3 separate regions of the Mus musculus genome follow, and all the other regions are linked to region 2. Evidence: chromatin loops called from intact Hi-C (ENCODE). Cell type or tissue: heart. All regions are shown on one strand.

Region 1 (8,000 bases), 490 kb after region 2:
GATGCTCCATCACACGTGCTTCTCCCATCTCTTCATCGTTCTTACTATGCCCCTCAATCATGCCCTACACTGTCACTTTCATTTTAAAACGTAGTTTCCACTTCTAATTGAGTACTCCAGGTGAGCTGCCACCAGCCCAGCCCACAGGCACTCTCAGCAACCTCTCCCCATGCCCTCTTTCTATTAATGAGTTATCATTATCTATTATGACATGTTCACTTCTGCACGCATGTTTTCTCTCATAACCTAAGTACTATGTATAAGGAGGAAACACCGAGAAGTGATATTTAATAGTTGCTTCATTCCAACCGCCCACCATCTCAGTGGGAGAAGGCAACCTGACTGCCTGAAGGGTAGGAAGAAAGGGCTAAGAGCTTCAGGAAGGGGTCATCCTGAGAAGTGTCCTGGTGGAGTAGGGGAGGAACATGGTCTGCTTATTCAATGTAATCATATGCAAATTACCATGTCTTCTGCAAACTTGCCTTTCATAGGCAACCAGGCTGCTCCCCCAGTACTTCAAAGTGGCTAAGGTGATCTTCACAAGGTACCAAACATCTGGAGGAAGAGAGGCTAAAAATGTCAACCAGATTTTGGAGGAAAGATAGAGTTGCTAATATAGACAGGCATAGCTGTCACTGTCCCTTTCCTTTCCTTTCCTTTCCTTTCCTTTCCTTTCCTTTCCTTTCCTTTCCTTTCCTTTCCTTTCCTTTCCTTTCCTTCCCTTCCCTTCCCTTCCCTTCCCTTCCCTTCCCTTCCCTTCCCTTCCCTTCCCTTCCCTCCCCTCCCCTCCCCTCCCCTCCTCTTTCTTTCTTTCTTTCTTTCTTTCTTTCTTTCTTTCTTTCTTTCATTCTTCCTTTCTTTCTTTTTATTCACTTTTCCAAGAACTCATGCAACTTCCTGTTTCTCCTTTATATCAGTTTCATATGCAGAGATAAAGAAGGGAGGGATTTTTTTTCACCTGCTGAGAACACACCCATGACAAATACACCGTCTTTCCTAAAGAGGCTCACTTTTTGTGGGTTTGAACAGTCAGATTTCCCTTCTGTGCATCAGAAGCACTTTGTTGTTCCCCATGAAGACAGACAACAGGCTGCTCTTACTCCAACACAGCTCACTTTAAACTGCCTCAGCGCAGCTCCTGAGCTCTGGTAACAGGGGTCTGGGAGTCTATGAAGCTAGATAACAGAATTGTGGTGTGGCAGCACTGAAAGAATTGCCTTTTATAGATATCTAGCACCCCAAGGCTGTTCAGACAAGTAAGTAAGTATAATGTTCTCATTCTGAATTTCCATGTCTTTCCAATTAGTAGATGGAAAGAGAGTGTGGGGGTGGGGAGGATAGAAAAGGCCACGTGGATGAGTTTCTGTAAATATGCCTTCCAGCCAAAACTTCGAGAGATTTCCTTTACACCCTGAATTTTGGTTGATTTTTGCAAGGAAATGGAAATGGGCATAGAACTAACTGTATGTGGAAGTCAGTCTGGGCTTTTTTATTTTAACATGAAAACTTTAACCTTGATAAGTAGAAAATTTCTAATTCCACTGAGGACTGGGGAATAAATATCTTGCTTTGAACTAAAATATAGAAATTCACAGCACCACCTATTGGTTTCAAAATAAATATTTTTTTTCATTTACTAATTATAAAGAAAAGTTTTTCAATGAATTCTTCTTCTGAAATACATCACATTTTAAATAATGTTATGATGGTGGTCTGGAAATATCCTAAACAAAGCACACAATTAGGAGATGAGGTAACATGACTTGTAAAAATAAATACAGATCGACATAACTATATACTCAGAGACTAGAAGTAAGGCTGCATGCAGACTGCCCTTTGAACATTGCGTGTATGAAGTTGTGCTGTTGTGTTTTGCTTTTCAAGCTCCCCTTTCAGTGCTGTTTCTAAGCTGATGGAGCTGTACTTTCTCCACCGTACAACTGGAGCAAACGGGTCTGCACTTGATTTCTCTCTTCGCATCGACCCCTAAAATCTAGGAAAGACATTACGCTCAAACGTCAATTAGTTCTCAGCGTTAGCTATTTCAGAATCTCCTTCACGGGGGTCTTTTACAAGTCAGCCTCATCACCAGATACCAGCCTCCTCTGCATCCTGGGCGTGTGTGCTTTCTACCCGGTGCTCAGCCTGCACATCTCTATCCAGAATACAGGACCGTTCCCAGAGAACCAGGAGGAAGGAAGTCCTCTCCGCTTTCCCATACACCAGGAAGCATATAGTTTCTATATTATGGAGGATAGTTCATGCAGACTCCCTTCTCCAACCTCAGGACAGTGCGGCAATACAAGGAGATCGCTTTAAGTCTACCACGGAACGTGGGAATACACTTTTCTTTGAACCTAACTCTTCCAAATGTATTACACGTTTAAATCTATTTTGTCATGATTGCGTTTGTTTGTTTGTTTAGGACTTCAAGTGATCTAGAAACCCTGAAATGCAGGCATCCTGGCCCTTGTCACTTCCATTGTGTAACGATTTGGGAATCCAAATTCTGTGGCAGAGCTTCAGACGGGACGGAAGGAGAACTTCCTTCACTTCGATGCCACTGTAAAGTGTTAAATGGTTTGATTCTGTTCACCTTTGTAAAACTGGAACAGGCACTCTTACAAGAAGAACGTCTGTATCTGAGAGCAAAGGAGAAGCCGCCGAATGACGGAACAGGGCTCCTAGGGAGTCAATCACAAGAAATTAGAGTCAGATTTATGTAAGGAAAAGAATTGTAAGGCTCAACTAATTAAATTATCCTTAGCAACTTAAAAATGGTTAAATTAGAAATTTCATGACTCAATCCAACATTAAGGTTTTTTTTTTTTTTTAAAGCACTCCAGCCATATTTAGGGGAAAAAAAGTGCAAAGAAGAGGAAAAGGAACTTTCTTACTCTACACTGTCAAATGGCTCATCCTAGCTCCCTCTGGGGTTGAGCATTTCAACCAAAAGCTTCGCTTCTCACTGAAGTGCCTGAAGGGTGCATTTCCAACTACCTGATTTAAATGAAACAGAATTCAAAATGGAAACCCTGATCTTTTTTGTGGAATTTTGAAATATTGCTATTTTGTCTTTTTTTTTTTTTTTTTAAAGGTCAAGAACATGAACATCATCGTGATTTGACTCAGAATCCTCTAAGACTTGTCTCATTTCGTATCTTGCCCCCTTGTATTTCCAAACAGACTTCTCACCAAGCAGCCTCCACACCCTCCCTGCGGGTCTCGCTCTCAGAGCGAGCCATAATCACAGGCTTCCATGCCCTGGCTGGCTTTTTGGCTCGGCAGGGCAGTTGCACTGCCAAGTTCTGCATCGAGCCCTTCATGGGTTTATCCTTACATGCACCTTAGTGACCTGATACATTTCATCTCTCCTCGTGCCCTCTTGTTGCTGTCTGGGCAGCCAAACGTCTACAGCTAAAAGGAAGAAAGCCCCTGACATGTTTTTGCCCTTTTCTCTGACAAACCTACTACTGGAGAAAAGCATGTTAGCAATAAAGGAAGGAAAGCCTGGGGTCAGCTGAGGCTGTAAGAGGCAGCCCAGCTGAAGTTTAAAGCGGCAACTAGTGTCGCGATTCCTGGGAAAATGAGAGATGTTGGTTTCAAAACATATAACACATAATCTGCCTCCAAACAGACTGAAAGCTTAGCTCAGACCTACCAGCTTCTCTTCTAAACATAAAACCAGGAAATTAGGCAAGTTTATTCCCTTTCCTTTAATAACGGACATTATCAGAGCGCTTCGGGGAACACAACCGTTTTTATGGAGTAAGAACCAGCAATTTTAAAACAAGAAATATGTGTGGGAACAGTGTTTATTTTTTTATACTTAAGTGCACATGCAGTGATTATTAATATTTACATACAGATGCACGTATGGAAATCATTGTCTTGGAAAGTGGTTAGAATCTAGAAACAATTGGCAGACAGAGAAAGGAAAACAGAACGGTCCAGTCTACCAAACCATCCCAGAGGACACTGCTCAGTAATGGGAAGGCTGATAACACAGCAGTGCTCCTGAAAACCCTGCAGAAGGGCAAGGATCCGTTAAGATTGTTACGGATTCTGATGTAAGATTTAGGGGACCTAAGTTCTTTTCAAATTGACTTCATGTGTGCACAATCAGCCTACAGCTTCAGGTGCAGGGTAGATATGTGTCTACTGAAGTCTTGGCAACTGGAGATAGCTGTGTTCCTTGAGGCTTGTTTGCTCGAGGGGGGAGAGATAGAGAGCCTTCCCTTTTGAAAAGACATTTGTACCACAAATGTGCCACTGTCCACTAACAGAGGCTGTGTTTTGTTACAGCTCTGCAGGATTCGGGGTGGATTTTATGCCGTTCAACATGCACACCGTGGAGGATTTCGCTTGTTTGGGTACATCAAGCAAGGAAAAATCCAAACCAAAACAAAAAGACGCACACAATCAACACACACACAAAACAGGATTGGGCTCCTTTGTTTGGTGTCTGCTGTAACCCAGATTGTGGCAATTATCTCTCTGGCTTTACAAGCCTTTTCTTTCATTCTAAAGGCAGTTTTTGGAATCACATTACACTTAACTCAGTTTAACAAATAAGAGTGGTCTGGCAAAATGGCACCATGTGCTTTCCACAAATATCTGTGGTATAGGCAAACTCTCAGTATTTTTATTATGCCCAAGCCTCTTTGGTTTAAAGCAAAAGGACCAATGCAAAGAAAAGGGAAAGCCCAGACTTGGGGACTTGGGGTGTGTTGGGGTCGCTTTCTGCACCAGAGTGAGAAGGGAGGAAAGATACATATTAAAAATAACTCGAGGAGGAAAGAGTTTGGAGAGGTTTGGAAGCGTTAGCAAGGCATGGTTTCCCCTGGTGTGAGCTACAGGCTAATGATAGAATAGTGGCATCTGGCAGGGGAGCCCCGCAAGGCTGACAATGAGCACACTGTAGCTAGCCTGTGCAGCTTCACACTCCTGCCTCCTCTGTAGTCAGGACAAAGAATTGCAGGACACAAGCAAAGTAAAAGGGGGTGAAAGGGAGTCTGCGCTCAAGTTTGCTGTAATACAAATATACATACACAGTGCTACAGATGTTCCTCATTGGCGAAGGCTGGCACATAATCATGCTATGTGCTTCATAATATTTTAATGAGCCTTTTCTCTAAATAGCAATGAAAATGAACAATAAGAAGCTCTTAGGGAGGGAAAGTTGGTACGTTTATATTTTTTTTTTCTGTCTATGGGGGAAAATTCTCATAATAGGTTATATTAGAATGGCAGGGAAAAAATACTAGACTGGGTTTAATAAAATTGTACTGTGTCTAAACTATGATTTCTGAAGCTAGTTTCTTTCTGTTTCTAACTTCAGCAATTTATTCAGGTTAAAGGAATAACAAAGCAGACAAGAGCATAGTTCTGGTGGGGACTTTTTCTCCCTCTGCCTCCTTTCTCAATCTCATTTAAAGAAAAAGAAAGAGAAAAACTTCCTCAAGTGGAGCCTTGAACAATGCCATTAATAGTTAATATATTGTGCCAGCTAAAGTCTTGAAATAAATAACAAACCACTTAATACGTGTTGTAAATACCGTGCTGACTTAAACATTGCTACACAAGGTTACATCTCTTCAGGGGACAGATGGGAGACTGGACCCCAGTGGAAGGGGCAGGGTGTTTCTTTTCCTTTCTTTTGCTTTATCTTTTTTTCATTACAGAAAAAATTTCAAAAAGAAGACTAATCAAAGATTGTTATCTACCATAATGCAACCAGATTTTAGCGTTACTACCCTTACAAAGAAAAGTTTTGTTTTGACCTTGGTCAGTATGCCATTTAAAACTACTACAATGAAAAAAAAAATCTATAACAAAATCAGAGTGTATATCTTGGTTAAGATGTAGCTCCTTGGATTGCTCTTTTAGACGATTTTAATTTCATGGGACAGTTTGGTTTCTTTGTTTGTTTGTGTGTTTGTGTGTTTGTTTTAATTCATAGGGAACAGAATGAGACACTTTAGTGTGTGAAGTGGTACGTACCGTTACAACAGTAAAGGCTGGCTGGAAGTTGCTGTCTGCAGACGTCCGTGCATACATGGCTGTCTTTCCTGGATGCTGCCTTAACTGTGGCTCCCTAACTCTGACATCGCTTCCTGTAACTATCCTAGCTCTCAATGAGTTGTTTGCACAACTGAGAAGACATTTTCTCTCTGCTTACCCATCTGTGTATGTCCCATTGTTACCAACCCTTGTTTAAAAGTAAATGCCCATCATAGGGGTCCCAGATTGCTAGATGAACTGAAAATCTTTAAGTTATCACCATGCCTTAATGTGAGGAAGTTGACAAAGTGGGCCCTGGGAGTATGCTTGTGTAACAACTTTTTGAGAAGTTTATGAAATATTACTTTAAGACAGCTTAATTGTCAACCCTTCAATATCTGCTTTTCTTTAGAATGTAAAATTATGTTAATACAAAAGACTGAAGACCACTACAAAATATGCCATGGCATATTCTAAAAGCAGAAATTAAGTGAGAGTGAATTATGATGAGTAGAGTTTGGGTGTCAAGTTTATTTTAATTTTTAAATTTTTTAGAAGTTGATACTCTGTGCATGACAGTTTTGTTAACTTAATTGGTCAGAATATGTATACAATCTGAGTATCACTCATTGCTAAGCCAAATGAATGTCCTGAACAAAGATCTTAATATATAAATTGAAATAAACATTTTAAAAATTGTCTATATGTAATATTTTTTTCTAAAAAAGATACAAAATACTCTCACGCCTTTAGATAATTACATATAATTTTCTCAATAAAGCAGGTTAATGCAAAGGTATCAAAGTATGCATGGACAGAAACATTTATTGAATGTGAAAAGCAAGAGTTGCAGAGCTGGTTCAGCCCTTGGCCCTGGCCCTTGGGGCTGTGTGATCTTAGGCAAGTTCCCTCCTGGGTCTCCTCATTTATCAGATGAACTGCGCATTTGCAGTCCTGGGGTCTTGGATTCAGCTCTAGTACAGAAATAGAGAATGGGTTTGTAATGTTCATTTAATCCAATGAATCTTTTATTTATTTATTGTTTGGGGGGTAGAGTGAGAGTCAGTTGAAAAACCATTTGCACCAAGTCTGGTTTCTAGGAAACAAGAAACCTTTAAAGGTAATCCAAAACTTCTAGAAGGGATTTAGAAACAGTCCAAGGACAAAGTGATGCCGGGAACTGGCCAGCAGGACCCAGGAAGGGAGCTGAGACCCTCAGCCTAATGTCCTATGTCTGCCTTAACATGGAATCCCCAGCAAATGCTGCTGGGACCATAAGCAAAGGTCTCTGCTCAAGGCTGCTGTGCAGTCTCTCAGGGGCAGAGCCATTGTGAAAAGTCTGCTGTTCACAACCAGTGTGCCACAGACTGCAAATGTCCGCAGGGATATACAGCTTCCTTTCTCTAGGCGACCAGGCTTTTCAGTCACTCGGTTATTTTAATCTTATTTATAAAATTAAATTAATAGTTTTTAAAAAATCAGCCATCATGGGTATTTTCTTGAGAGATGAGGCTATGTTTTCCTTTAGGCAGGCACCTCAGGCCCTGGCTACTGTTGTGGCGTCATTCAGAAGGTAGTGCCTCTCTTCAGAGTGTTCATGGAAAACCAAGTACAAAGGAACTTCCGTTCCCTAGACACCACTATCACTCTTTTGTATTGATGAACGGTAAACTGAAGACAATGTATATTATCCTTTAAGGGTAATAACACCTAGCAAGCTCTGCTCTTAATTCTGTCTACCTATCCCTGAGAGACTCTCCATTATTATAAACTCACATTTCCATCACTTACCCATGAAATTTTACTCTATTCCATCTCCCAAAACACAACACATAGGCATGGGATCACTTCCCGATAAGGAAGTAAGACAGTGAGTGTTGGGTCTAAGAATCTAGACCCAAGCGACCGTGCCATGAATCAACTCCAACAACAAAACACATTTTATAAGTAGAGCCAAAACACTTTCCAGCCAGCTATTAGGATGTAGGACTTCCTAA
Region 2 (8,000 bases):
GCTACATTTGTCATTTTGTCTGCTGAGGGTAGTATTATGTTGTTTTGACTCCTACGGTTTTGTAATATATTCTAAAGGCAGATGACACAATGCTTACAGTTTTATATTGGTTGTTTGTATTCTTTTTAGGCTCTAAATAGAGTCTAAGATTGTTCCTATTGTTTCTGGGGGAAATATCACTGGAATTTCAATGGCATTGTACTGAATGTGCACATAACTTTGGGTAGCACAGATATTGTACAAGTATTAATTCAAATTCAAAGTGGGAATACCTACGCACTTTTGTCTTCTTCAACTTCTTTCAATAGTATCTTATAGTTTTCAGCATAAAAATCTATCAGGGCCTCCAATAACTTTATTCCTAGGTATTTTATGATTTTACTTCACTTTACTGAATTTTATTTCGTTTGTATGTGTAATATATGTATACAGTTTTGAGTGTGTGCACCTGTGCATATGCATGCTCAGGTTACACGTTAATGTCAATGTCTTCATAGGTTGCTATGAAGATTATGAAGATTATGAAGATTTAGGTTGCACTTAAATCTTCTTTTTGAGGAGTTTTACACATGATCTTGTAGCTCATCAATTTAGCTAGGCTAATTGGCCAGTTTGCTCTATGGATATTCCAGTCTCTTTCTCTGCAGTGTTGAGAGTAAAGATGTGTGTTAATGTGTGGCAGCACCCAGCTTTTCTCACTTGGGTTCTGAGAATTTGAATTGCAGTCTTTATACTTGTAGGCCATACAGTTCGCCCACTGAGTCATATCTTCACCTCTCTTGTTTAATCATTTTAATGCCATTTGAGATGGTGGCAGTGCCACTGATTGTCACATTTACTTTAGGTGCTACAAGCTTACTGAGTGAGGTTGTCAGTTCTTACCGTGTTTAGAACACTCTAGAGTTATGTTTCTGACCATGTCATCAGCGAGCAATATTATTTCTCCCTCTCCTGTTTATATGTTATTTATTTTTCTTAAATACTCTGACTAAGGCTCATAGACATTTTATTTAGCATAAGAGTTCATAAACTTCAAGCAATGACATTTAATTTTTCTTGTAACCCACATTTTATAAGCATTAGAACTCTATCATCTATCTATCTATCTATCTATCATCTATCTATCTATCTATCTATCTATCTATCTATCTATCTATCTATCTATCTATCCATTTTCATCACTGAAGCTAGGAAAAACCAGTTGGATATAGTAAAACCAATATAGCAAACAGAAATGCTTCAAATGGCCAGAGAAGCTTGTCACCACCTGTCCTGCCATGGCTGTCTGTGATAGGAAACAGGCACAATGGCACATCAATGCTTGGTTTTCTGGATATTGCCAAGACACTCATAGAGGTCACTATGCTGCTGTCAGAGTTAAAGCTGCAGGGCTAAGCAAACTTCAGCGTATTAGAAAGCAGCAACAGACGGCCTTATCTGGTATCAATGGGAGGAGAGGCCCTTGGTCCAACGAAGGCTCAATGCCCCAGTATAGAGGAATCCCAGGGCAGTGAGGTGGGAGTGGGTGGACAGGGGAGCACTCTCATAGAAGCAGGGGGAGGGGGATGGGATGGGGGATTTGTGGAGGAAAAACTGGGAAAGGGGATAACATTTGAAATGCAAATAAATAAAATATCTAATAAAAAAAGAATTGATTAAAGAGAAAGCAGCAACAGAGAAACGCTTCACTTCTTAGTCCCCTCTTGGTAGCAAGCACTCCTTCAGGATACAAGACCCTCAGCGCTCACAATAACCACTTAAGCAAATGGAGCCATGAGAAGGGATTCTGTGACCGAAGAACTGACTTTCCATGTTTATTTCATCTTAATTATTTTAAATTTAAAACACTTATACTTGATTCAGATTTTAGGAAATATTTAAGTACTTTTGGCACAACTTGTGTATGTGAATCTATTTTTTTTCAACTGCAAGTCTTGACAAAGCTAAATATAAAGTGAGTATTTCTTATGAAAGTGCACTGTCTCAGTGTGTAAAATCCACATTGGCTTTTAGAGACTTAGTAGGAAAGAAAATAAATGTAAAATATTCCATTAACATAGATTTGGTGACTAGGTCTTGAAATGATAATATTTTGGATACATCAGATTAAAGAAAATGTGTTATTATAATTAATTTCCCCAGCTTCTTCTCTGCCTTTTGGAAGTGTGGCTACTTGCAAGTCTAAATTACAGACATGGCTTGCATTACATTTCTGTTGGACAGCATGAATTGGGAGGTCTTTTGAAAATCTCGGCCATGTCACTGAATTGTTAAAATACTCCAAGACAGTAGCCCCTGCCTCCAACCCCCTTTGTAGGAAGGGTAATGGAGTGAATTTTTAAAAAAGTTTTAGCAAACTAGAGAGATGGTTCAGTGGTTAAGAGCACTGATTGCTCTTCCAGAGGTCCTGAGTTCAATTCCCAGCAACCACATGGTGACACACAACCATCTGTAATAGGATCAGATGCCCTCTTCCGGTGTGTCTGAAGACAGCTACAGTGTACTCACATACATAAAATAAATAAAATCTTAAAAAAAATAGTTTTAGCCTTTGAGGAATTATGGAGCGAATGAGGTGAAGCCAGGAAGGAGTACAGGCCAGGTTGGGAAGGCTCTCTTCCCCTCTCCTCTTGGCTGTGTAACTCTGTGCAGCTTTCTCTCAAAGAGGTGGAGAGCTGGCATGCTTTGTCTCTTGAGGCTTCATAACAAAGTTTATAATCAACGATTAAAACTCAATTTATAATCAACGATAGAGAGAACAAGAATACCTTCTCTCCAAATGGCAGCTAGTGGAGTACTGCAGTTTGTAAAAGGAATGAGCAACAAACCCATTTATGTGAACAAAGGGAGTTATAACAATGAAGGCTAAGATGTACTGGTAAAGGAGAGAGAGAGAGAGAGAGAGAGAGAGAGAGAGAGAGAGAGAGAGAGAGAGAGAGAGAGAGAGAGAGAGAGAGAGAAATTAGATCTCCCAAAGGGCTCTGAGTATGATTAGCAGAAGCAAGAGTTATCTAACAGGACTAACGCAGGCTTAGGAATTCTCAGAATTGCATCCACCCTATTAATACTATTTCATATACGGACATCACAAAGAATGAAAATCTTCCCCCTCCAAGCACATTTTTGATGTTATTAATCTCAAATCAGCCAGTTCCCCGTCTTCTCCTTATGTCCCCATCTTCTTCCTTCTCTCCCCGTCTTCTCCGCGCAGTGGGGCACAGAGTCACCAAGCCTTTCTTCATCCCTGCATCATCAAAAGCAAAGCATGGCTAGAGTAGATGCAAGTGAACCATCCGCATTGGCACGCTCTCCTGTGAGGGAAAGACTCACAGAGAGCAAGACGGGCAGTTAGCACATCATTTCGTCCACAGAGATAGGTGCCAGCTGCATGTCTTGAAAAGCTCAGCTATCTGCTCTGTGACTTGGTCTGCCTTTGCCTCTTTCAGATTCAAGCACTTGGGGTTGGCGGCGCTCAGTACTTCAGTAGTGCCTAGGACAAAAACAAAGAGAACAAAAATTGTGCCCGGAGGACAGCATACCCGCTTTTCCCAGGGGAATCCTGAAACCACTTCCTCGGATGTATTTTCTGTGTCATCGCAGGAGACAGGGGAGAAGGTATCCCTGCCAAAGCCACATGATGGGCATTCTGTGGCCCAGCTTTCTGGCTCTCCCCAAGTCCTACCTTCCCCATTCTGACCTTCCACTGTGCAGAGAACAGACCTGCCAGAGAGCCTTGCTATTTTTACTTCACTGCGAGGGGATCTCAGGTTACAAATTATATACGGATGAGGTAAGTTCCAGGTAGGCAGACTCATGTTTCCAATTTAGCTTGGCACTGATTTTGAACATTAAACAGTCCCGCCCCAGCCCTCCCTGTTTCCACTCTCCTCCCTTCTTTGGCATCTCATTTCATCCCCGCTTCTTAGGGTCACTTTCTTTTCCTGCTGTGTCCCTCAGCTTTCAGGCTGCGTGAGGGCAGGTGAGGGCTACCAGGGAGAGTTAAGTTCTGGACAGATAAGATTGACTCCTACTTCCGATTACTGAGCTGTAGCAGCAGTGCACCCACCTTCTTTTGCTATGGTGGATATTTGTAGTAAAGTTTAGAAGTTTTCCATCATTTTCCTTCGTGCAGTCACAGTTAAGCCCCGAGACAGCTTGAAGAGGTTGGGATTGCTGTAATTATCTACGGGTTGCAGAATGAAAAAAAAAAAAAAAAAAGCCAGACTCAGAGAAAGCTAGTGTTTTGACTGGAGTACATAGGCAAGATAAAGAGCAGAAATAAAAAGCAGGAATAAGACCCTTCTGGGCGGTCGACCTCCTTTAAAACCCCGGGTCTCTTGAAGAAGAACACAACTTTCCTCCTCTCTAAATTTCCCTTTCCTTCCATTATTCTTCAGTCTCAACTCGGTTGGACTTCAGTTGAAGTCTCCTTAAGTCTCCTCAAAGTTACTTGCAAGACAAACACAGTGGGTCTTTCCTGCATTCCTTCTGATGAATGTAAAATGTTGATGTGAATTTAATTAGAATGGAAGTTTTCGGAATGGGAGCCACTAAATTTAGGCTAAAATAAACAAGGGTTATTAAGAGTCAGAACTCAAATGCTTGTTAATTTTGCTCCTAATGCTAAAGGTATCCATTAAATGGTATGCTCATCTTCAGGGAGTTTATAGTATAATATGTACGGAAAATTTTAAAAATAAAACAACATTATTCCCAACCAGAATCTTGCAATGAAGGAGAAAACTTGAATTGCTCCTAGGGAAAGAAATAGCTTTAATTTAAAAAGAATACAGCTTTGAATTTTGGGACATCGTGCATACTTGTTAGAGATGTAGACATTTGCACATATCCATGAACCCAGTGTAGTGTTTAACCCTTCTCTTGGCTTATTGGGGTACCTGTTTAAGACTCCTTGACTGTAGTATTGGAGTCCCTTTAGAGGTGGGTGTAGTTTCTTGTTCATGAGCTTCTTCATTCTCTTACATGTGTAGTATAGACAGTTCACAATATAATAAAGTGAGCATGGAATGAGGCAGGGTCTGAGCAATTTTTTTCAGTGTATCTGTGTCCCTGTTTCCTCATTTATAAATTTGGAATGACAAGTAAGGCTACATTAAAAGTCTATGGACAGCATTGCATGGTTAATCTCTAAAAAGCACTTAGAATGACTTTAGTAAATAATGTTTGATAAAGACAGACAGGGAAAGCTACAAAACCTGTGACTTGGAACAGAGATCCACCTCCAAGATAGACTGATGCAGTAGTGACTCAAATGGCATGAGAGGAACCAATAACTTTTTAAATTGTGGGAGAATTGAGGGGAGGGGAAAAGAGGAAACATGATCAGATATGGGGGGCAGGAGAGAAGCCCTGAGAGTCAGCAGAATGAATGGAAATATGCAATCTCTGGAGGTGGGAAGTGGGGAGACCCTCTAGAAAGTATCAGAGACTTAGTATGTGAGACTATCAGGACTCAAAGGGAGGGACCTTAGATGAAATGCTCTACAGTGGGAGAGGGACTATATAGAGTCCATCTCCAGTAGAAAGACAGGGCATCAAGTGGAGAGATGAGGATGTCATCAGACAGTCAAAAACTCTGACCCAGAACTGTCCCTGTCTAAAAGAACTGTAGGGACAAAAATGGAGAAGAAACTGAGGGAAAGGTGGTCCAGTGACAAGCTCAATTTGGGATCTATCTCAAGGGGAAACTCTAGCTCTGACACTATTACTGATGCTATGGTGTGCTTACAGACAAGAGCCTAGCATGGCAGTCCTCTGAGAGGCCCAACAAGCAGCTGACTGAAACAGGCACAGATGCCTAAGCCAACTGAAGCCAGGGACTCCTGTGGTTGAATTAGGGAAAGGCTTGAAGAAGCTGAGGAAGATGACCCCATAGGAAGACCAGCAGTCTCAACTAACCTGGACCCCTGAGATCTCTCAGACACTGAGCCACCAGCCAGGCAGCATACACAAGCTGGTCCGAGATGCATATGCAGCAGAGGTCTGCAGTTGCAGGATTTTCCTTGTCCAATCACATCAGGGCAATGGGAGGCCTGTGATTGGACAAGAAAAAGGAAGGTGGATTTAAGAGTTGCAGAGTCAGGGAGTATCTCAGGGTAGGAGAAGAAGGAAGATGGCTGATGATGTGAACCTGCGTGGTGTTTTCGAGCCACAAGTAATTATGATTTCACAAGGTTAGAACTACTGGGATAGAGCTTTTATTATTATCAATTGCTCTGAAATTATTGTATTTACATTTTGTAAACTGTGATATTATTGATACATAAATCTGACTGGTTAATTAAGCTTTGGGAGTCTCGATTCTACCTGGTAATTGGGTATTAAGATGGCTGACAGTGGGGTGTGTGGTTGTCGTTTCACATGGATGAAGCAATGATTTCATAGACATGAGAGAGCTCCAGTGGTATTTATCATCTCTGGTCTCCTTTCTAGCATAGATCAGGCAATGTTTGGGGAAGGGAGTAGGTTCTGTGTTGGAGAACAGCAGAGAATGTGATGAAACCCCATGAGATTAGCAAGGTAAGTAGTGCCAATGGGAGAGACATTCACAAGCTACTGAATTCCTCGGACTATGTCGCCCCTCTCCTTTCCTCTGAATCACTTGCAATCCTGGAAGGGAATTTTAGGTGTGATAACCTCAGTTTGTCCTCTCGTTGTGCTGGGTCCTGGCATATATCATTGTTGATGACAGCCTCTTCCAGACTGACTCATTGATTCCTTGGAAAAAGAAGGAATGGGAGGGGTGCCTGCTAATCCATTCATTCAATTGTTTTTCCGTACGATAGAAAAGCAAAACATGTCTTCTAATCTGAGTGTTTTAGTATTGAGATCATCTTATTATCTTTTTTTTTTTTTTGGTGCATTTTCTTAATGCATTGAGGTATAACTTATGTAGAATAATTAGTCCCATTTTAAACAACAGTTTGATGATTCTGGCAATTATATATAGCCATGTAACCAATATCACTGTCAAGTTCTCTTATATTTTCAGAATGGCCTCTGTTACCCCACATCCCTGAAGTTGGTCACCTCTGTGAGGTACTATCTTTAGTCTTCCTGAGTTCAGCTGATGTCCTACAGTATGGTGCTTTGGAGAATTATCCCTGTTCATTGCTTTTTATAGCTGGATATTTTGCAGAGTTGATGACCATACAGTTTCTTTACATAGCAGACTATGTAAAGATGCCTGTATGCTTCAAGGGCTGCTATTAGTAATGCTGCCCTCATAAGCCTTCCAGCACATGAGTCATTTTGAAATACATGTTTATTTAATTTAAATCACTATCAACAAAATGGGTAATGGGGTAAGCATGTATTCACCATCATAATTGTCTGGTTGTTTTCCCAATTACTTCACCACTGGTCAGTGAAACCAGCAAGGTATGCCAGTACCACTAGCTCTGCCGTTACCTTATTTTCCTAACATTTACTGATGCTCCATACTCCACAGCTGGTCATCTGTTTGCCAGGTGCTCGTCTATCTTGTTTGATGAAAGTTGATTAAATGTTTTGCTTACAAATCACTTCTTAGAGTTGCATTCTTACTAAACTATGTATACTGTATTCTAGACACAAAGGTTCTACCTAATACAAGCTTTGCATTTTCTGCCAGTCTGTCTCTGTGTCACTCTTCTCCATTATTGTATATGCAATTCATTTATTGTATTTTTCTTTTTTCTTTTTGCTTTTGTATCTGCATTCTTTCTGATCTGCTTAGGATAACAGTTATTTCATTTACAAAGATGTTTTTGCTAACTTTGCAGCTTGAGATCTCATTTTCAACTCATATTTTCTATAGTATACTTTAGTTTTGTTTCTGTTTTGTATATATCTTATTTAATTTTTTCTCATGAGAAAAAAATTATCACCATGTTTTTTAAAAAATATTCATTTTTGGTTGAATCATCTTGGGAAATCTTTGATTTAAAAAAAATGTAGTCGATGGTGTGTTTGATCTTACTCCTGAGTCTTGCACATTG
Region 3 (8,000 bases), 480 kb before region 2:
TGCTTTAAGGGCTCTTTACACACAAACTACAGGGAAGAGTGAATGAAGATGAATCAGAGTTAGAGAGTTTGGGAAATTCACAGAGTAGAGGCAGGGAAGCAACTTCTGAGACACAGGCATGTGTCCCTCGAGTGACTTGGAAACATCCGTCCTGTGTGTCCTGGGCCTGCAAAGAAAAAGAGAGCTCTATATTAATGTATAGCGACCTTCTTCCAAGGAATGCAGAGTGTCTCAAACAAGTTTTCATTTATTCCCTGGAGGGAATAGGCATAAAACATGCATAAGAAATAACTCCTTTTGAAATTTACACTCTCTGGTTAGTGCTGGGTGGAAATACTAGCAAAGCAGACCTCGAGTCCAAACATTCCACTACCTTATTGTCAGCGTGCTTTATAAATCAACACATATCCAGAAAAGCAGGGGCCTCCAAAACAGCCCCATGGCCCGGTCTCACTGATAGCTGCAATACTTTAAATGGGATCTAAACCTTTTTCTTCTAGACTCTAACCTCCTGCTATGACATGCTCCAGGAAATGGAAAGATATCTTACTGTTCATCTATAGTACGTGACTAAGGCTGCACATTTCCACGCACAGGTGGTCCGAGGCTTATTTATCCTCCAAACTCATCCCAACTGGGATCCCTGTAAGGAACCTAGGAACAGTTCAGCATAGAGGGAGCAGAGGTGGGTTGTTTGTTTGTTTTGTTTTTTGTTTTTTTTTTTTTGTTTTTAATCTCAGTTTTATTTCTGATACTGTGATAAAAACACTCTGACCAAAAGTAATATACACCATACAGGGAAAGGGATTTATTCAACCTATAATTCAGGGTTATAGTCAATCGTTGTAGGGATGTCAAAATAGGAACCTGAAACAGCTGGTTACATCACGACCACAGTCGTGAATGCACACTTGTTCATTGGCTTGCTTATGCTCAAGTGGCTTTCTTCGCTCACACAGTTCCGAACATCTGCTGTGGCAATGGTTGGACCCACAGTGGGCTTGGTCTTCCCACATCAATAAGCTTAATTAAGGTAATCCTCTGTACTAACCCAATGTACACCATCCCTTATTGGAACTGTATTCCCGTGCGATTAGAGTTTATGTCAAATTGACAGTTAGAGCTAAACATAACACTTAACCCTTTATCAGCTTGACACACAAACATACCGCTTTTAAGCCAAAGTGTTCCACTCACCCCCAAAGTCTCACTGAGGGTCTGAGGGAAGAGTTCAGTTGACAAAGTACTGCCATGAATGCCTGGGGACCTAATCTGGATTCCCAGTACCTACATAAAGGTCTCCTGTGCTGATGTGTCTTTAATCTTGGTGCTGGGAGTAAGGGGAGAGACGGGAGGATCCCCAGAATCCCCTGGGCAGCCACTGTAGACCATGCATGAGCTCTCTATTTAGTATGAGCCACTGTCTCAAAAATAAGGTGAAGAGAGATTGAGGAAGACGCCTGACCTCTGGCCTGTACATATACATGTGTCTACACACAAACATGGATATGCATACCCTACACACAGAGATTAAAAATTAATCCAATTTTAAAAAAAAGAAACGATAAAATGATACTTGTAAGGTTCTTAGAGCTGAACTCTAAAACAAACAAATAAACAAACAAAAAACCCAAAACCCAAACAATAACAACAACAGCCTGGGCCACATTAGTTCATCTAAAAGAATCATATCTGTGGTTTTCCTTCCATCCCTGGCAAAATTCTGGGTTCTATAAATTCTTTCCCAGTGATTATTAGGGATGGAAAATCTTAATGCAGTTAGAACAAAAAATTCAATGCAATATCCCAAGGTCACTGTAGCCCCCAGCCATGTTTTATTTGGGCTCCCATAATCTTAATATACACATCACTTGCATTTCATATCATTTGTCACTAGACTAGTTCCATGATGTCCAGAGGCCTAGTCACATATGAAAAGACAAGATCCCTGTTGGAAATTAAGAATTTGAAGCTGGAGAGAGCAGCACATCAAGACAAACATGGACCGCTTCTAAGTCATGGATCTTGTGTGACTGCTTATGTTGCACACCCATAAAGCCAGCTCTCGTGCCAAAATTTAAAAATAAAAGACTCTCACACTGGAAAATCTGTTGACATGGGATCTGTATCTCCAAATGGATGCACATAATTGGCTCCTGCCACATACCAACTTGCTTTAGTTTGATGGAACTGCCACAATCAAATGCCACAAAATCTAGCAGTTTAAACAAAGGCAATCACCTCACAGTTGGAGTCTCACATCTGAGACCAAGGTTATCAGCAGGGTTGAGGATCTTTCCTTGGTTTATATCGGGCCTCTGATCCTTGCATCTGGTTCCTTGTCCTTGTATCTTTATATGGTCTCGCTCTATACACATTTCTGTCAACCTTTCATCTGTTCCAGGCCAGTTACCCTAGATTAAGGCTTACCTCACTGAGACACAATTATGTCTCTAAAGAACCTGTCACGTGGGCCTGATGACATGGCTCAGCAGGTGCTTGTTGCCAAAACTGATCATCAAAACTGATCATCGTCTAAATTTGATCCCTGGAACCCAAAAAGTGGAAGGCCAACTCCTACAAGTTGTCCTCTGGCCTCCATAAGTGCATACACACAACAAATAAACAAGTAATCAATGAACGGAGTTTTTAAAAAAATGAACCTATCTCCAAATACAACCACACTCTGAGGTACAAGGGATTAGAACGGTAAGGTGAATTTTGGAAGCACGCATTTTAGCCCATAACACAGTTGTTTCCTTTAATGGGGGACACAGTACTCCAAGTCACTGCCATTAGCCACCTGGTAAAGCCTTCTCACCCAGAGTCTTCCCTTTGTGAGGCAGGAGTCAGTTACACAAAGCATCTCATCTGCATGCTTTGTGTAACATTCTTTTTCCTGGCTTACCTCTCTCAGAGGGAGACCGGCTCCTCCAGACCCCATCTCATACGGGACAACAACTGCACCCTTTCTCTTCATAGCTACAGAACTAAGGCTGCTGCTCAAGTATTCTTTACGGGGCAATCATGAGATCCCTAGTAGTGATGATAATAATAATAAACTGTGCCCATTGCACAGAGATAACAGTTGAAAGGCAGTGCAGAAGGAAGGGGCCGCCTGGAGGCATAACCGACTGCTCACGTCAGAGACAAGACATACAGGTTTGAGGAGTGGAAAACTCTCAGTGGCGCCATAATTCTTCCCCGGGGCTGATCACCTGACTAGATGAGGAATAGCTGTAATTGTTGATGGCAACTCAGTCTGGTCTTCATACCTATTTGCAGAAAAATGTTAGCCAGATTATAGCTGAAAACCCTGCTAATTCTGGAGAAGTTTTTGGTCTAGTGCCTAGAACAATTAAAGCATGTATTCACACCTACCACATGCGACACTGAGCAGAATTTCCAGCACAACACTTAGTACTTTATTTTTAAAAGAAATAGCAGAGACTGAGTGGTGCTCGCTCACTCTCCAGCTTCCTAGCTGGGTTTTCACTTGAGACTGGAGGGTGAGGGGCTTCTGAGCTGAAAAGAGATATATTTTTTGCGCTTTTAGAAAATCTTTGCTCAGAATCAGGAAACTTTGGATGCTAAAATGTGCCTGCACCTGCAAAGAAATTAACAAATTCCATTTGCAGGGCTCCGAGAAAAGATGGCTCAGTGTACCAGTTATTCAACCCTGGAGCTTAAGGGAGCCCTTGAACATCTTATTCAAAACTCTTTACTTTTAAGAGAAGGAATAAGGGGTTCTGAAATTTTAAATGGTTCCCCTCAAACCAGATCATCACCCACAAGGCAGAATTATTGTTTGCAGACCAACCAAAAGGGTTTGCTTTTAAACAAGCTTTGTCCTGCTAGCCTAAATTTTATGCAAAGAAAACCAAATAAAATACAGTAGCCCGCATGCAGCACACAGCTCTCTCTAGAGCAGTCTCTACTTGGACTGCAGAATTGAGAAAGGAAGGTCAAATTCCACTCCAAGGTGCTTAGCAAACAAAAGAAACTTTTCTGTGGTTGGTTTAGGAAGCTCCTGGCTGCTGGTCTCCACACAGCTCTCTGGAATCCGATATGAATCTAACACCAGAGGGCGCAGTATCCTTTGTCCTGGTGTCCTTCAGAGCCTTGAGACAGGCTCTGAAGCCTTGCTGGTCTTAAGAAACTCGATTTTCCTCTACTTACACATTTCTTGGAACCAGCTGAATCCCCAGGCTTCTTCATCTCATCTCCTTCCTTCCTAGAGGCCACCAGATTCTCCAAACAGTCTTGTGTGCATGCTGCAGGCTTTAGCAGGAAGGACTAGCGGCCTTCCCATGGCTGTGTCTCTGCTAAGCCTAGGAGACCCTACCAGTGGCCTATTGTCACTTCTCATCATGATCCAAAAGAAAGATGCAAAGCAAAAAAAATTTTTAAATCAGGACAAAATGAGCATCACGTGAGAAAAGGCACATATTCATTCTTTCTACTCACAAAAGAAACGTAATAAATGAAAGAATTGTTCCTGGGAAACTGTTACCCTCTTACAGGCATGTGTCCCCAACAGTCTGTGACTAGCTTTTGGTAGTAAATACTTACCAAAGGGACAGGCCTAAGCATCTGGGGGGTGGGGGACACACCTCTGCTACTCTCGGTCACCCACTCAATACAGTGTACCTATATCTCTCTGTGCCCTAACCAACTTCAGCAGGAAGAAATCTACTCCACACATGCTAACGTCTTCCCATATGAGATACCCTGCACTCCTGTTCCCACAGATAAATGAGCATCTCCTGTAACCACCAACCACCAAAAGCACAGCCTTCTGCAAAGTCCCCAAATTTGCTGTATGTGGCAGCTCAACCTTTAACCTCAGCACTCAGGAGGCAGAGACAAGCAGATCTCTGTGAGTCTGAGCCCAGTCTGGTCTGAATAGCCAGTTCTAAGAGAGAGACAGCTCCCCCTAAAACAAAAACAAAAACACAATTTTCCATTGTTCCATCTGCATAGAGGATCCTAAAGACATCTTAGAAAAAAAGCAATTACATTTATAGAAAGAGGATTTAAATTTGCACAGCCCCTTTTCTTATCTCTCATTGAAGTCTCCCAACAACTCTAAGAGATAGTCAAGGAAAGCCATAGCTTAATGGGCATTCCCCAGCCCTGGCTACCACAGGATGGAGGCAGCCTTAGGGTCTTGGTCATGAAGCTTGGAGAGGAACAGTTTATACAATTACAAGGCCTAGGACGTATACAATTATTACAGATAATTAATATGGTCTCAGTGTCTGAAAACATGTAGCAATTTTGGCTCCTGAACAGGACAGAAAGAAAAAAAGAAAGAAAGAAAACAAAAAGCTGCTATCAACTCTCGTCTTGTAACTTTTTTGATCACAATGTTTCACTCACAAATTTCACATACATCTTATTAGTTCACAGAGAGCAATGGGAAGGGCTGAGCCTGGAGACAGGCAGCCATGTTGTGTTTACTTGAGAGCATTTCTCTTCGACTCATAGAAAGATGATAGCATTTGTCAGGTATATACTCGGCCACTGAGATGAAAACTATAGGTGGTATTTTGGGAGGAAGAGTGAAGCTGAAGGCTTTCACTTTCAGTTTATGTTTTTATATTACTTGAAGAAATTTGATTTATGCCTGTCTTCCTATTATATCTTTTACATTTTGCTGGGGCTAATGAGACTCGTCAGAGCTGCTAGGAAGATGACTTATGTAACATGTCTAGATGGCACGTGCTCTGGCACACAGTTGATACCCACTAAACAGTAGCTCATTGTCAGCTTCTGTACCTCCTTCAAATTGAGCAAATGAACTCCAAACTCAAGATGTTCTGAGGCTGCTCCAGGCCCTGCTCTCAGCTCCTCCCACATCCTTGGGTCAAATCTGCCCCCTACCCCTCCCCCCCACCCCCACCCCCCCCCGTGCCTCAGTTTCTTCAAAATGACAATACAGAGTTGGGTTTAGAAAACTGTGCGGAAGCCAAGATGATCTGTTCCTCACCCAAAATTTCCTGAGATGCTGTCTACAATTTAGCCACACTTTGCAGGAGGATTGCCTCTCAAGCTTGGGCTTAGCAGATAGAATGCTTCCTAGGAGAAACTGCCCTGCAGGCTGTGCCGAGAGGGGCCAATCAGAGACAAAGGAGCAGTCTCCAGGACAAGTACAGAATGTTAGGGAGCTGATGACTTCTGAGCCTTGGACCTTAAACAAGTCATCATCTTTGAGGGGAGGTGGGAAAGGCCTTCGGATGTTTCATGGGTGCAGCTATCCACACAAACCATCTCCAGAGATGAAGAATGCCCTCAGTGGAACAGAAGGGGCATAACTGAAGGTTGGGTCATCCAGGGAAAAGTGACAGCTAGCACCTCAATTCCCTAGGGTGAATCCTGTCTTAGGATCCAGGACTGAACCCAGCAGACCTTCCCTAATCAAACGCTCCCCTCTGGCTTTAAACAAAACAAAAGGAACCTACTGCTCATAAGAGATGAGCTAAACGCCTCTCAAATTTCTTCCACTGGACCCCTTTATCTGAACAAGCACACGGGGGATAGGTGGCTAAGGATAAACCAGACTCTTACCTTGCTTCCCTTTAACAACTGGTCTTCAGGGACCCATCTGCATGTGTACTACACATGGTTTCTAAAATCGAACAGAGGTCTGGGATCCAGCTGAGACACTCTGCTCTCCTCTAGAAAGAAGAATTTCTAGGTCTCTGCCTTTGGACTTTAGGGGGCTGAAGGCAGGTAGCCTGATCATTGGGAAGGTTGTGACTTTCTTTTTGCCTGCCCGGGTCGTTTGCCTTCCTCCTATTTAAAGCAGCACCGCCTGTCACGGCAGCTTGGTGCCAATATTTGTGGGCAGATTTTCTGACATTGTAAGGAGGGGTGTTTATAGCAGATGGGAAGCCCTTTCCCAAGGCCATTGGGCAGAGTAGAAATCAGTTTCACCCACACCCAAAAGGAACCCTTAATCCCCAGTCACAGTCAGCACCAAAAACACAATCTCAATCTCTCTCTCTCTCTCTCTCTCTCTCTCTCTCTCTCTCTCTCTCTCTCTCTCTGTGTGTGTGTGTGTGTGTGTGTGTGTGTGTGTGTGTGTGTGTGTGTGAAGGAAGGAAGGAAGGAAGGAAGAAAGGAAGGAAGGAAGGAAGGAAGGAAGGAAGGAGAGAGAGTTCCCTGTCTTTGAATTATGTGGGCAATGCCTGTTAGAATTGCATCTTCCTCTAAAGTCCCTACTACCAGCATTACTTGCAGCTCTTAGGGCATCTAGAATAACGGTAGCACAGTATACCGACACCTGGAAGACCCTTTTAATGAGACCTTGAGATAGGGAGAAGATTTGCACCAAGGAGTAGGCAGGTATAAACAGCTCCTGCTGGTCTCCAGAGGCAAAAGCCAATAAATAAATACCGCTCCAACCAGCACATTCTGACAACGCCTGTTCCATGTAATTCTGTACTTTTAGAGAACCGCCAATGGTTTTACGTTACAAGTCTTTTTCAAAGGCATCCCCGAGTCTGACCCACTTGTTAAAAAAACGTCTCCGTTCTTGGTTTTCTACATGGTTCTTTTCTGTACCCACTTTGTATCTTCAGTAAGCAGCATTGTTTATTATCCTTGTGTCTGTGAGCCCCCTCCCCACCCCCATTGAACTGAAATAAAGCAGGGGCTTCGGAGCGGAGCGCTGAAAATTATTCCAGGCTTCTCGGCTGAAGAGGGTCTCTTGGCAGTCCAGAGACCCGCTTGGAGAGAGCCCACCCGCAAGTGTGCGCTCGAAAAGTTTGTAAGAGTTTTTGCCAAGGCACCCGAGAGGTCCGGGAAGCCCAAAACTCTGGCTGGTGACCCAGCATGGAAAGATGTAAACAGAGAAGGGAAGTGTCAGGAAGGACGGGGAGACAAGCTACTTGCGGGCAGATCAAGCGAATATTGCCAGGATGATTAACTGCGGGTGGGGAACCTGCGGTGCGCAAAACAGATCGGAGACATCTTCTAGTTCCGTGGCTCAATCT

What was found. Hi-C counts contacts between places; a loop is a spot of excess contacts. Peaks named below come from ENCODE experiments on the same cell type or tissue, not always from the same donor. Only the 100,000 strongest peaks of a DNase experiment are listed, where the experiment ranks them.
Region 1: a loop joins it to region 2, with 2.9 times the contacts of the local background. A loop is called at or near these places in 2 of 42 quality-filtered maps.
Region 3: it touches region 2 in a loop (2.5-fold over the local background); 3 of 42 quality-filtered maps call a loop at or near these places.

What each region holds. Positions count from the first base shown.
Region 1 is chr4:81,576,090-81,584,089 of GRCm38, reverse strand. No RefSeq gene overlaps it. Among named protein-coding and RNA genes, the nearest start is that of Mpdz, 140 kb to the right of the region's middle. In heart, CTCF peaks have their summits at 1,608 and 4,967; a DNase peak (open chromatin) is centred at 3,299; H3K27ac peaks cover 2,364 bases.
Region 2 is chr4:82,061,580-82,069,579 of GRCm38, reverse strand. It overlaps Gm11264 (predicted gene 11264), which reads left to right and starts at 3,690. Exons shown (of 6, transcript NR_151604.1): 1 at 3,690-3,790. Gm5860 (predicted gene 5860) reads right to left here and starts at 4,200. Exons shown (of 3, transcript NR_040659.1): 1 at 3,540-4,200. In heart, no CTCF peak of the experiment used is centred here; DNase peaks (open chromatin) are centred at 1,349 and 3,619; H3K4me3 peaks cover 989 bases; H3K27ac peaks cover 4,124 bases.
Region 3 is chr4:82,538,402-82,546,401 of GRCm38, reverse strand. Gm11266 (predicted gene 11266) reads right to left here. Exons shown (of 2, transcript NR_137202.1): 2 at 1-166. Among named protein-coding and RNA genes, the nearest start is that of Gm11266, 34 kb to the right of the region's middle. In heart, a CTCF peak has its summit at 4,073 (motif pointing right); DNase peaks (open chromatin) are centred at 4,101 and 7,861; H3K4me3 peaks cover 812 bases; H3K27ac peaks cover 2,767 bases.